2 separate regions of the Homo sapiens genome follow, and region 1 is linked to region 2. A link is a contact called in ENCODE Hi-C or POLR2A ChIA-PET data. All regions are on one chromosome and are shown on one strand. The core of a region is the stretch at or near the end of the contact, and the rest is flanking DNA. Distances in the headings are between cores, read along the strand shown.

Region 1 (7,044 bases), core at 1,691-4,190, 96 kb before region 2:
AAGCCAAGGAGGGCAGATCACGTGAGGTCAGGAGTTCAAGACCAGCATGGCCAACATGGTGAAACCCCATATCTACTAAAAATACCAAAAATTAGCTGGGTGTGGTGGTGGGTGCCTATAATCCCAGCTACTCGGGAAGCTGAGGCATGAGAATCATTTGAACCCAGGAGGCAGAGGCTGCAGTGAGCCGAGATCGCACCACTGTACTCCAGCCTGAGTGACAGAGTAAGACTCCATCTCAAAAACACACACACACACACACACACACACACACACACAAAACTGACTGAGCATGGCAGCTCACGCCTGTAATCCCAGCACTTTGGGAGTCCAAGGCAGGTGGATCATCTGAGGTCAGGAGTTAAAAGATCAGCCTGGCCAACATGGCTAAACCCTATCTCTACTAAAAATACAAAAAATTAGCCGGGCATGGTGGCAGACACCTGTAATCCCAACTACTCTGGAGGCTGAGGCAGGAGAATTGCTTGAACCCGGGAGGCGGAGGTTGTAGTGAGCGGAGACTGCTCTGCTGCCCTCTAGCCTGGGCAACAGAGTGAGACTCCATCTCAAAAAAAAAAAAAATTTATTACTAATATACTAATGTACTAATGTACTACAGCCGATCTTAGCTAGCATGACTACCATTCAGCTGTTTGCTGTAGCAATTTGTTACATTCCTAGGAAACCTTAAGCTATGGAAGAAAAAAAAAGTCTCATTCTACAAACAAGACATTTCAGGGGAGAAGCAGGGGAGAGTGTTAGGGGCTAGAGAGTGTTATTTGAAACACTTTTCCCTCCATAGGAATGAAAGTTTTTGTCATGGCCATCAAGTTTAAACCTTACTCAGTAAATCTGTTATATTTACTTGCTCCGCTTCCCACCCACCACCCTCAAAATATGGTGTTGTCTGCCAGCCAGTCCATATGATTGTGTAAGTCCATTCCTCACCATGGGCTGCTTGGTTTCTGCGTCTCCTCATTCATATTCTTAAAAGAACATTGAAATGGCTGTTGGTCATCCAGTGGATTTCTGGTGACAGATGTTCATGTCTTTCTACTCAGCTGTGGCAGGGGGACGGCCTGTGGGAATCATTTCCTTAGGTTTGGCAAGAGCCATGAACTGCTGTATTTCACAAAGAAGAGGGCTGGGGTGGACTAGTTGCACAAAAGCATCTCCTAACATTCTTTTTTTTTTTTTTTTTTTTTTTTTGAGATGGAGTCTCACTCTGTCACCCAGGCTGGAGTGCAGTGGTGTGATCTCGGCCCACTGCAACCTCTACCTCCCAGGTTCAAGCGATTCTCCTGCCTCAGCCTCCCAAGTAGCTGGGACTACAGGCGCCCACCACCACGCCCGACTAATTTTTGTATTTTTAGTAGAGATGGGGTTTTACCATATTGGCCAGGCTGGCCTCGAACTCCTTATCTTGTTATCCGCCCGCCTCGGCCTCCCAAAGTGCTGGGATTACAAGTGCGAGCCACCAAGCCTGGCCTGTAACACTCATTCCTTACACTGGGTTGTTACTAGAATGTCAGAACAGTCACAGTTTTATTTTTCTTTGTCTGATAAGAAACCCTAAACTGCATATTTGTGTAACATCTTTACAATCTTCTTTCCTTAGAACGCCTGACAGACAATCTCAGAGTTGGACAGACATCCATAGTTGCTGCTCAGATGTTTCTTTTTTTCAGAGTTTTGCTGCTAAGAATATCTCCTCAACATTTGACTTCATTGTGGCCAATAATGGTCTCTGAATTGGTGAGTACAAGTATTGTAAGTTTGAAAGCAAGGTTGGAGCTTTTTAAAATGCTTTTTCAGTAACATAACGTACTATTTCCTATGTATCCCATTTTATCTAAATGTTATTTTTAATCAGGTTGGTAGCACATGGTTAGCTCTTGGTTAAACAGAGAATATTTTACTCTATGATCATATTTGATCTCTCACCCTGTCAGTTATTCCAACTAACTTGTACCATTTGATAATACTTACTAGTTTTTTATATACATATAAATTTGGGCTGGGCGTGGTAGCTTATGCCTGTAATCCCAGCACTTCGGGAGGCTAAGGTGGATGGATCACTTGAGCCCAGGAGTTCGAGACTAGCCTGGGCAACATGGTGAAACTCCTTGTCTACAAAAAAATACAAAAATTAATTCGGCATGGCGGGAAGTTGCATCTGCAGAAGGTTGAGGCTGCAGTGAGCCATGATTGTACCACTGCACTCCAGACTGGGTGACAGAGTAAGACCCCGTCTTATTCATTCATTCATAAATTAATCGATTTTTAAAAATAAGTAAAAAAAAATATTTGGGTAGATTTAATCTGTCTCAGATAGTAACTTGAATGCATTTTTTTTTCAGATTCAGACATTCACACAGCTTGAAGAAGATCTAAAAGATGAAGATGAGTCATTGAGGTAAGCAGTACAAGATCTGTACACAAGAGGAAAAGATAGTCACGATTAAAGCACGTCACTTTAGATATAGAGTTGTCTAATGTTAAATGCTGTTATCTTGAAGTACTTGTGAAAGGACCAGCTATTCCAAAAATTTCTTAAAAAGAAAATTCTTCTGAGGGACAGGTCATAGGTGAATGGACTATAACAGATCTGAATGAATTTATAACAAGCGTTTCTTTGCAAATTTATAGAAGCACCAACAAAGTAAACAGAACGAAAGTTTCAGTCCCGGATGCAAATGGACCCTCAGTGGGGGAGATACCCCAGAGTGAACTCATCTTGTATTTATCAGCTTGCAAATTCTTGGACACAGCGCTTTCTTTTCCACCTGACAAGATGCCATTATTTCAAATGTAAGTCAGATAGGATCGTGTGTCCTTTTTGAAGTAAGAGATTTTGTTTTTTCCTTTTAAGCACTTTCACTTGTTTTTCATGTACAGTTTATGGGAAACCACCATCTGGGTTTCTAGTGACAGCTAAGCCAGCTCGGAATACCAAGTTTCAGATTACTTGCAACATCTGTGGCTCTGCAAATTTGGCTCACAGGAGTGTTTATGAATGTGTTTCTATGGTGTGTGTGTGTGTGTGTGTGTGTGTGTGTGTGTGTGTGTGTGTGTGTGTGGTTTTTGCTACTGAATGCTTATAAAACAGGGCTTACCCACTGGTGCTCCTCACTGCCTTTGTGTAGACCTTTTTGTCTGTGTTTAGTTAGATACAAATGCCTTTATTTGGAGCCTGCCATCTCCGATTCACTTTGCCCCATAGGCTTATGTTTCCTGCCGGCTTAGCACAGCTGCTCATTTGTTTAATTTCATGACCAGCCCCAGAGGCTATTTCTCTCTCTCCTACCCCCACAAAGAGAGTAATCATATAGAAATGTTTGTGGTTAAAGAGCGGGTTCTCTTAAATGCACATTGCTAAGTGAAAGAAGCCAGTCTGAAAAGGCTACACACTGTATGATTCCAACCATGTGACATTCTGGAAAAGGCAAAACCATGGAGACAGTAAAAAGATCAGTGGTCGCCAGGGGTTGGGGAGAGGGAGGCAGGGATGAATGGGTGAAGCACAGAGGATTTTTAGGGCAGTGAAATTATTGCATACAGAGCTATAATGGTAGATCCATGTCATTGTCCATTTCTCCAAATCCATACAATGTACACCACCAAGAGTGAACCCTGATGTAAACTCTGGACTTGGGAGGATAACAGTGAGTCAGTAGAGGCTCTTCAGTTTTAACAAATGTACCACTCTGGTGCAGGATGTTGATAATACGGCAGGCTTGTATGTATGTAGGATGGGATGTACGGGAACTACTTTCTACTCCATTTTGCTGTGAACCTAAAGCTGTTCTGCAAAAGAAAGTCTTTTAGTTTTTAAAAAGCAGGTTTGGGCCGGACGTGGTGTCTCATACGTGTAATACTAGCACTTTAGGAGGCTGAGGCGGGTGGATCACCTGAGGTTGGGAGTTCGAGACCAGCCTGGCCAACATGGCGAAACCCTGTCTCAACTAAAAACACAAAAATTAGGCCAGGTACCGTGGCTCACACCTGTAATCCCAGCACTTTGGGAGGCCAAGGTGGGTGGATCACTTGAGGCCAGGAGTTCAAGACCAGCCCGGCCAACATGGTGAAAAACCCTGTCTCTACTAAAAATACAAAAATTAGGCCAGGCGCGATGGCTCACACCTGTAATCCCAGCACTTTGGGAGGCCAAGGTGGTTGGATCACCTGAGTTTGGGATCAGCCTGACCAACATGGAGAAAATCCATCTCTACTAAAAATACAAAATTAGCTGGGCATGGTGGCGTATGCCTGTAATCCCAGCTACTTGGGAGGCTGAGGCAGGAGAATCGCTTGAACCTGGGAGGCAGAGGTTGCAGTGAGCCAAGATCATGCCATCTGCCATTGCACTCCAGCCTGGGCAACAAAAGCGAGACTCCATCTCAAAAAAAAAAAAAAATACAAAAATTAGCCAGATGTGGTGGTGGGCGCCTGTAATCCCAGCTACTTCGGAAGCTGAGGAAGGAGAATCACTTGAACCCGAGAGGCAGAGGTTGCAGTGAGCCGACATCGCACCACTGCACTCCAGCCTAGGCAACAGAGCGAGACTCCCCCTCAAAAAAAAAAGAGGCCGGGCACAGTGGCTCATGTCTGTAACCCCAGCACTTTGGGAGGCCGAGGCAGGCGGATCATGAGGTCAGGAGTTCAAGACCAGCCAGGCCAACATGGTGAAACCCTGTCTCTACTAAAAATGCAAAAATTAGCTGCCTGTATTGGTGGGCACCTGTAATCCCAGCTACTCAAGAGGCTGAGGCAGGAGAATCGCTTGAAACCGAAGGCGGAGGTTGCAGTGAACCGAGATCGCACCACTGCACTCCAGCCTGGGCGAAAGAGCGAAACTGCATCTCAAACCAAAAAAAAGTGGAGGCTAGGCGCAGTGGCTCATGCCTGTAATCCCAGCACTTTAGGAGGCTGAGGCAGGTGGATCACGAGGTCAGGAGTTCAAGACCAGCCTGGCCAAGATGGTGAAACCCCGTCTCTACTAAAAATACAAAAAAATTAGTCAGGCATGGTGGCAGGTGCCTGTAATCCCAGCTACTCGGGAGGCTGAGGCAGAGAATTGCTTGAACCTGGGAGGTGGAGGTTGCAGGGAGCCAAGATTGCACCACTGCCCTCCAGACTGGGCGACAGAACGAGACTGTCTCAAAAAAACAAAAAAGTGGGTTCCGATATATGTGAATGTGCATAGCAACATTATTTATAATAGGCAAGAAGTAGAGACAACCCAAATGGCCATCAGCTGATGAACAGGCAGATCATGTGACATATCCATACAGTGGAATACGGTTCAGCAACAAAAAGAATTGAAGAACTGAGACACGCTGGAATCTGGATGAACCGGAAAATATGATGCTAAGTGAAAGCTCGAAACAAGGGAACATATAGTGTATGATTCTGCTTATATGGAATGTCCACGATGAGACAGAGTGTGGATTAGTGGGTGCCTAGGTCTCAAGGGTATAGGGGGTTGGGGTGGTGATGGCTGAGCAGGGCAGGATTTCTTTTTGGGGTAATGAAATACTCTAAAATTGATTGTGATAATAGACGTGCAACTCTATGAATATAATAAAAGGCATTGAGTTGTCCATATTAAATAGATACAGTATGTGAATTATATCTTAATAAAACTAATTTTAACGACGTTGAAGGCCTCTTACCAGCAGACCTGACCTTCTGTTTGTTCCCTGCAGTTATAGGTGGGCATTTATTCCAGAAGTGGACACAGAGGGCCCTGCCTTCCTGTCGGATGTAGAGGAGAATCACCAAGAATGCAAACCCCACACTGTCAGGATTCTAGAACTTCTAAAATTAAAGTTTGGGGTAAGTGCTTTTCTTTTCTTTTCTTTTTTTTTTTTTTTGGTGAGACAGAGTTTCACTCGGCCACCCAGGTTAGAGTGCAGTGGTGCGGTCTTCGCTTACTGCAGCCTCCACCTCCCAGGTTCAAGTGATTCTCCTGCCTCAGCTTCCGGAGTAGCTGGGATTACAGGAATGTGCCACCACACCTGGCTAATTTTGTTTTGTTTTGTTCTGAGACGGAATCTCACTCTGTTGCCCAGGCTAGAGTGCAGTGGCACAACCTCAGGTCACTGCAACCTCAGCCTCCTGGTTTCAAGCAATTCTCCTCTCAGCCTCTGGAATAGCTGGAACTACAGGCGCACGCCACCATGCCTGGCTAATTTTTGTTTTTTTGTTTTTGGGTTTTTTTTTTTTTTTTTTGAGACGAAGTCTCACTCTGTTGCCCAGACTGGAGTGCAATGGCAGGATCTCAGCTCACTGCAACCTCCACCTCCCAGGTTCAAGCAATTCCCGCACCTCAGCTTCCCAAGTAGTTGGAACTACAGGCACATGCCACCACTCTTGGGGCTAATTTTTGTATTTTTAGTAGAGACAGGTTTTCGCCATATTGGTCAGGCTGGTCTCGAACTCCTGACCTCAGGTGATCCGCCTGCTTCAGCCTCCCAAAGTGTTGGGATTACAGGCGAGAGCCACCGTGTCCAGCCTGCTTTTCTTTTTAAAAATTATATTCATGAGGCTGGTAATCCCAGCATTTTGGGAGGCCGAGGTGGGCAGATCGCCTGAGGTCAGGAGTTCAAGACCAACCTGGCAAATATGGTGAAACTCCATCTCTACAAAAATACAAAAATTAGCTGGTCATGGTGACCGGTACCTGTAATCCCAGCTACTCAGGAAGCTGAGGCAAGAGAATCGCTTGAACCCGGGAGACAGAGGTTGCAGTGAGCCAAGATCACGCTGCTGCACTCCAGCCTGGGCGACAGAGCAAGACTCTGTCTCAAAAAAAAAAAAAAAGGACCTTATTTCTTAGGTTTTGCCACATGCATGTGCTTCCCAGCCATCTCGAGCCCTCAGTAAAACCATATCATTGTTATGGGTTTGTTTTTTCTGCAGGAAATCAGTAGCTCTGATGAGATCACCATGAAGAGTGAATTCCCGCTTCTGCGCCAACATTCTGTTTCCAGCATCAGGCAGTTGATGCCATTCTTCATGACTCTAAATGGTGCATTTAAG
Region 2 (6,692 bases), core at 3,609-6,108:
TCCCAAAGTGTTGGGATTACAGGCATGAACCACTGCTTCTGGCTTTAAATATATATATATTTTTTGAGACAGGCTCTTGCTTTGTCACCCAGGCTCGAGTAGCAGTGGCGCGATCACAGCTCACTACAGCCGCAATCTCCCGGGCTCAGGTAATCCTCCCACCTCAGCCTCCTGGGTAGCCAGGACCACAGGCACACACCACTATGCCCAGCTAATTTTCGTATTTTTTGTGGAGACAGATTTTTGACTTGTTGCCCAGGCTGGTCTCAAAATTCCTGGGCTCAAGCGATGCACTCCCCCACCTCTTAACCTCCTAAAGTGTGGGGATTACAGGAATGAGCCCTAACTTAGGGTTTTGTTTTTTTTGTTTGTTTGTTTTTCTGTACTCTGTATACTCCAGGGTATTTCAGATGTAAGGTATTTCAATACATCTAATAAATTTCCTGGTCTAGACTTGGTGACAGCCATTTCTCCAAAAGTTCTGCTTCATTTTGTGGGAAATGCTATTTGAAGATAATAATCTAGGCACAGATATAGTCATTGTTTCTAGTTAGGCCATTTCTTTTTCTTCTTCTTCTTTTTTTTTTTTTTTTTTTTTTTTCTTTTGCGACAGGTCTTGCTCTGTTGCCCAGGCTGGAGTACAATGGCATAATCATAGCTCACTACATCCTCAAACTCCTGGGCTCAAGTGCTTCGCCTTCCTCAGCCTCCCAAGTACCTGGGACTATAGGTGCATGCCACCATGCCTGGCTGATTTTTTTTTTTTTTTTCTAGATACGGAGTCTTGCTACGTTGCCCACGCTGGTCTTGAACTCCTGGGCTCAAGTGATCCTCCTGCTTCAGCCTCCCAAAATGTTGATATTACCGGCATAAGCCACTGTGCCTGGCCTAGTTTGGGCATTTCTAGGCCTTTTTAGTAGACTGAACTAAAAGAGACTATAATATAGTCTCTTTTGCTGAAAATCTGGGTTCCTAACCACACAAGTATTTGCTCTTCCTAATGTATACATAAATACATAGGTATGCATATATGTAACAATACCAATATTTTCTAGCCATAGTATGACTGAAGGTAAGCTTTCTTTGGGGTAGTATAAAATTTCTGTGTTTGCCAATCACTTGAAATAATAACTCCTTGTGTGCATCACACACATCCATGTTGCTGCCTGTGTCAGTCAGTGTAGAGTTCTCCAGAAAATCGGAGCCCAATATGATAGATGCAAGAGATTGATCAGGAGGAGTGGCTTAAGTGGTTATGGAGTCTGAGAAGTCCCATGATCTGCTGTCTGCAAGATGGAGACCCAAGAAAGCCTGTGGTATAACTTAGTCCCACTCCAAAGCCCTGAGAACCAGGGACACCAGTGGCATAAGTCCTGGAGTCAAAAGACCTGAGAACCAGGAGCTCTGATGTCTGAGGGTGGAAGAGGATGTCCCAACTCAAGAAGAGACAGAATTTGCCCTTCCTCTACTTTTTGTTCTTTTCAGACTCAACAGGTTGGATGATGCCCCAGATACTGCCCAGGTTGGTGAGGGCGGATCTTCTGTACTCAGTCTACTGATTCAAATGCTAAAGTCTTCCAGAAACACCCTCATAGTCAGAAGTAATGTTGACCACCTATCGGGTATGTCTTAGCCCGGGCAAACTGAGGCATAAAATTAACTATCACAGTATTTCTTTTGGATTACCGAGTAGAATACCGTGGTATGAATATGGCACAGTCTGATTACCTTTTCTCCTGTGGGTGGACATTTGGTGTCTTTCTAGTTTGGGGCTATTATGGATAATGATTCTTGTATGAGTTTGCTTTTGTTTTCCTGATATATATGCCAAGGAGTGGAATTGCTGAGTCATAGGGTAGGCGTATCATTAACTTTATTAGACAGTGCTGAACAGTTTTCTAAAGTATTTACATCAGTTTACACTTCCACCAGTAGTGTGCCAGAGGTCCCGTTGTTCTCAATCTCCTGTATTGATTTCCGTCATTTCTATTTTTCTTTTTCTTTCTTTTTTTTTTTTTTTTTTTCAGACTGAGTCTGTTTCTGTCGCCCAGACTGGAGTGCAGTGGCATGATCTTGGCTCACTGCCCTCTGGGTTCAAGTGATTCTAGTGCCTCAGCCTCCGAGTAGCTGGGATTACAGGCGCCACCACCATGCCTGGCTGTTATTATTATTATTATTATTATTATTTTTGAGATGGAGTTCTGCTCTTGTTGCCCAGGCTGGAGTGCAATGGCGCAATCTCGGCTCACTGCAATCTCCGCCTCCCAGGTTGAAACGATTCTCTGGCCTCAGCCTCCTGAGTAGCTGGGATTACAGGTGCCTGCCACCGCGCCTGACCTATTTTTTCTATTTTTAGTAGAGATGGGGTTTCACCATGTTGGCCAGGCTGGTCTCAAATTCCTGACCTCAAGTGATCCGCCCGCTTCAGCCTCCCAGATGCTGCAATTACAGGCGTGAGCCACTACGCCTGGCTTCTCCTAGTTTTCTTATTCTGATATTTGCTCAACATTTTTTTCCAACCCTGTACTGAATTTTGTATGTCTGTTATCAAAGCTTTTTTTTTTTTTTTTTTTGAGACAGAATCTCACTCTGCCACCCAGGCTGGAGTGCAGTGGTGCCATCTCAGCTCACTGCAACCTCCAAGTCCCGGGTTCAATGGATTCTCTTGCCTCAGCCTCCCTAGTATCCCGAGTAGCTGGGATTACAGGCACACACTACCACTCTGTATAGTTTTTGTATTTTTATAGAGAAGGGGTTTTGCCATGTTGGCCAGGCTGGTCTGGAACTCCTAGCCTCAAGCAATCTGCCTGCTTTGGCCTCCCAAAGCGTTGGGATTATAGATGTGAGCCACCATGCCCGGCTCAGATTTTGATTTTAGAATGTTCACACTTACAAATGGAAATTAAAATGCCTTGAGAAGTTTTTTTTCGAAGCTGAGTTAAGAGTTAGTCCCTTTATATCAATTTTCATTATTAAAAAGTTCTCAGGAACCAAATAACATTGGTCCCCTTAAATTGAGGCAGTTCTGCTCAAAATGGATGCTTGGGGCCCAAGCTGAACAACAGTGGTTGTTGAGGAATCTAGTTAGAATTGCGTTATAGGAATTCCCTTTTTTTTTTTTTTTTTTTTTTTTGAGACAGAGTCTCGCTCTCTCGCCCAGGCTGGAGTGCAGTGGCACGATCTCGGCTCACTGCAAGCCCCGCTTCCCGGGTTCACGCCATTGTCTTGCCTCAGCCTCCCGAGTAGCTGGGACTACAGGCGCCCGCCGCCACGCCCGACTAATTTTTTGTAATTTTTGTAGAGATGGGGTTTCACCATGTTAGCCAGGATGGCCTCGATCTCCTGACCTCATGATCCGCCCACCTCGGCCTCCTAAAGTGCTGGGATTACAGGCGTGAGCTACCGCGACCGGCAGGAATTCTTTAGTCCAACATTTGTGGTGCAAACTTTGAGGTTTTGAACAAATACTTTTTTTTTTTTTTTTGAGAAAATATTTGACAGCCCAGGGCCTCTCTCTAGAGCCGCATCCCCTGCCCGTGTTGGCTCATCAAGTTGGCACTGAAGTCGGATCTCTAAAATGTTCGCCAAGAAAGCCAACTCCTTCATGTACTTTTAATACTTAAAGCATGTGTTTTTATCTTTTAAATCCACAGTTCAGAGTCGTGACACTTCAAGAGGTGGGCAGATTATTCATTTGTGAATGAACAGCATTTATGAGAAATTTGGAGAAATTTTATGTTTGAGAGACACGAAGAATCCAGAGCTTTCCAAAACAGACTGATGATCACACCCACCGGGGAGTTTATGAAAATGCAAGCCCCTGGAGCACGGGCCTCTGCTGGATATTCGGAATCATGGGGCTGAGTAGGGCCAGGAATCTGTACTTTTAGAACAGCCATATTATCTAAAGTATATAGTCATTCCCAGTCCAAGCTCTGTAAATCCTGAAGAGAAAAATCTAAAAACTGCATATCCGGATTATGTTATTCTAGCTTCCTGTAGAAATCAGGCTTCAAGGAGCATACAGCCATTCTCATCAACATGAGACACGGATTTGTAGGCAATTTCTGTACCTTTCATAAAGCTGGCTAAAAGCATCAGCCGGTATTTATATAAGAATCCATGTCTGTTCTTTTTTTCCAAAAATCCTAGAGCAGTTGGCTCCTCAGATAACCCTGTGTGTTTCTTTTATCCAGTAAAAGCAGCGCATCCAGAGGTACTTGTTTCCTGGCCTTCTGCGAAGCCCACAGATAAATTAGGTCTCATTTGGAAACGTCCCATTTCGAAAAGCCTGAGGTATCTATCTCTGCCTACCGACTGATTTACAGCCTCACTTTAAAATGTTAGTCTGTTCTTAAAAAGGGTTTATAACTGCATCTACTATAATAATAAAATGTAAGCAACCTTGCGCTAGGTACTGAACAATTTCATAGCTTTGAACTCTCCAAAATGTTCTAGAAGCCAATACAGAAAACCCAAAAATCTCAGTTTTTGTTTGCAGAAGGGGCAAGAGAACCGGTTGTGTTAGCCCTCCAAGTGCCCAGCGCCAGCATAGGGTCTGTCTAACACACAGCCCAGGCTCTGTAAACCTTTGCTAAAAGAGCGAATCAACAAGGAATAAGTAATGGATAATAATAATAAATAATAATGAATCCATTCTTCCTTCGGTCGTGGGTCTGGCAGGCATAAATTCCGGCCGGGATTCCGACCCCAGGGCCAGAGCAGGACTCGCCTTGGCGTCTATGAGTGGGCGGGGCTTCCCTGGGGTACCGCCCACGTCGGGCGGGACCTGAGGGCCGCTGGAGGGGCGGGGCGTCTATGAGGTCCCGCCCATGCGGGGGCGGGGCCTGCGGCGCGCGGGAAGCGGCGCGCGCTGCGCGGGAGGTGACGGTGCCTCTGACTGTCCGGGTCCCTCCAGGTACGGCTTCCCTGGCCCGGGCAGCTCCGCGGCTCTTTTGGTCGCGTCGGTCCGGGCCAGAGGCCCTCGCCGAGGGCGGGCCCCTGGGCCCCGGGATAGCTCCGGAGCGGCGCGCGTTGGGGCGGCGGGGCCCCGTCCACCCCCGGCCCCGCGCGGCCTCCTCCCGGCGGCCTCAGTCCCAGCTTCCCGGGCCCAGCGCCCGGTCCCTGGGAAAGGCGGGGTTCTCCTCTCGCCCCGCCGCCCCGGTCCCCTACCCCGTTTGGCCCCCTCTTCCGGGAGGCTCCTCCCGGGGCGGGCCCCTCCCCGGGCTCTCAGGGCGCGCCCCTAGCCCCTACTAAGCGGGGACAGGCCGTGCAGACGGCCGGGGCCCCTAGGTAGCCTTTACCTGGGTGTTTCGTTTTGCTTTTCTGGATGTAGCGGCGTATCATAAACTTGTGGATGTCAGGACCCAGCGAAGCATTTTAGGTGGAGCTAGCAAGGTGTTATTGTCAGATGGCAACGTTAACATCCTTTCCCAATGCAGTGTGCATTTTAAATGGCTCCTGGCCCCTATTCAGCGCTCAATAACCCTTTGCTGCTGTTAACACTGTTGTTTAATCCATCACCAGCATTTTGCAGCTTTCTCCTGTCTTGAAGAAGTAGAACGGTGCCCGAGAAACGTTTTTCCCCTTCGAGACTCAGGAGGATGAAAGTCATCACTTGTGAAATAGCCTGGCACAACAAGGAGCCCGTGTACAGCCTGGACTTCCAGCATGGGACGGCTGGGAGGATCCACAGACTGGCGTCTGCCGGCGTGGACACCAATGTCAGGGTAAACTGGGGCAGAGATAGACATCCGGGAACACTGCTTGAAGCAATAGTTTTCATTCTTTTACTTAAAACCAGTGTCGGCTGGGCGCGGTGGCTTACGCCTGTAATCCCAGTGCTTTGGGAGGCTGAGGTGAGAGGATCGCTTGAGTCCAGGAGTTCGACACCAGCCTGGGCAACAGCCAGACATGAAAAAGTAGCGGGACGTGGCAGTGTGCAGCTGTAGGCCCAGCTACTTGGGAAGTTGAAGTGAGAGGATCGCTTGAGCCTAGGAGTTTGAAGCAAGCAACGATCACTCCACTGCACTCCAGCCTGGGTGACAGAGCCAGACCCTTCTCTTAAGTAAATGAATGAATGAATTAACGTATGTCAACAAACTAAACTACTTTGTCATCTAGCCCAGAATGCTAAATTTCCAGGGCCTGCGGTGAACAATGAAAGCAAAAGAGAGCTGCTTTCTTTTTTTTTTTTTTGAGACGGAGTCTTGCTCTGTTGCCCAGGTGGGAGTGCAGTGGTGCAATCTCGACTTACTGCAACCTCTGTCTCCCAGGTTCAAGCTATTCTCCTGCCTCAGCCTCCCAAATAACTGGGACTACAGCCGCTCATCACCACACCTGGCTAATTTTTGTATTTTTAGTAGAGATGGGGTTTTACCATGTTGGCCAGGCTGGTCTCAAACTCCTGACCTCAGGTGATCCACCCACCTTGGCCTCCCAAAGTGCTGGGATTACAGGCCTGAGCCACCATGCCCGGCTCTGCTTTCTTATTTGATTCATTTTCCCTAGATTATTGTAACTGGACGTTCATTGTTTTGGGATCCTGATCCTGGTTCCTACTGGGTAACAAGTTGCTCTAGAAAGAAGGCGGAGGGGGACAGTAGACATTTATGTTTTAGATAGGGAGTTCTTTGATTTTATGTTTCAAAAGAAAAACTAAGTTTTCTTTCTGAAAATAAGCATAGTTTTGT

The links. A loop is a pair of places that touch in the nucleus more often than their neighbours do. ChIA-PET counts read pairs that join two places held with the same protein, here RNA polymerase II (POLR2A). Pooled maps may share reads with other maps.
Region 1: a loop to region 2 is called in a map of naive thymus-derived CD4-positive, alpha-beta T cell, with 3 times the contacts of the local background. The contact joins the enhancer-like site here to the promoter of CHAF1B in region 2. A Hi-C loop is called at or near these places in 2 of 168 maps with a recorded cell type or tissue (B cell and naive thymus-derived CD4-positive, alpha-beta T cell) and 10 of 50 pooled maps. POLR2A ChIA-PET finds 5 or more read pairs at or near these places in 4 of 52 experiments (A673, GM12878, HEK293 and 1 more).

Annotation. Positions count from the first base shown.
Region 1 is chr21:36,286,396-36,293,439 of GRCh38, forward strand. It overlaps DOP1B (DOP1 leucine zipper like protein B), which reads left to right. Exons shown (of 37, transcript NM_001320714.2): 33 at 1,619-1,755; 34 at 2,361-2,416; 35 at 2,650-2,811; 36 at 5,709-5,838; 37 at 6,925-7,044. Among named protein-coding and RNA genes, the nearest start is that of MORC3, 30 kb to the right of the region's middle. RefSeq lists a silencer at 3,398-3,447. Within about 2 kb of position 2,941, at least 8 of the 41 ENCODE cell types and tissues checked have a DNase peak (open chromatin) inside an H3K27ac peak, as active enhancers do; they include B cell and GM12878, where a contact is called at or near this core.
Region 2 is chr21:36,380,534-36,387,225 of GRCh38, forward strand. CHAF1B (chromatin assembly factor 1 subunit B) reads left to right here and starts at 4,859. Exons shown (of 14, transcript NM_005441.3): 1 at 4,859-4,918; 2 at 5,527-5,729. The coding sequence starts at 5,604. RefSeq lists silencers at 4,691-5,060, 5,091-5,190 and enhancers at 5,310-5,811, 5,812-6,311.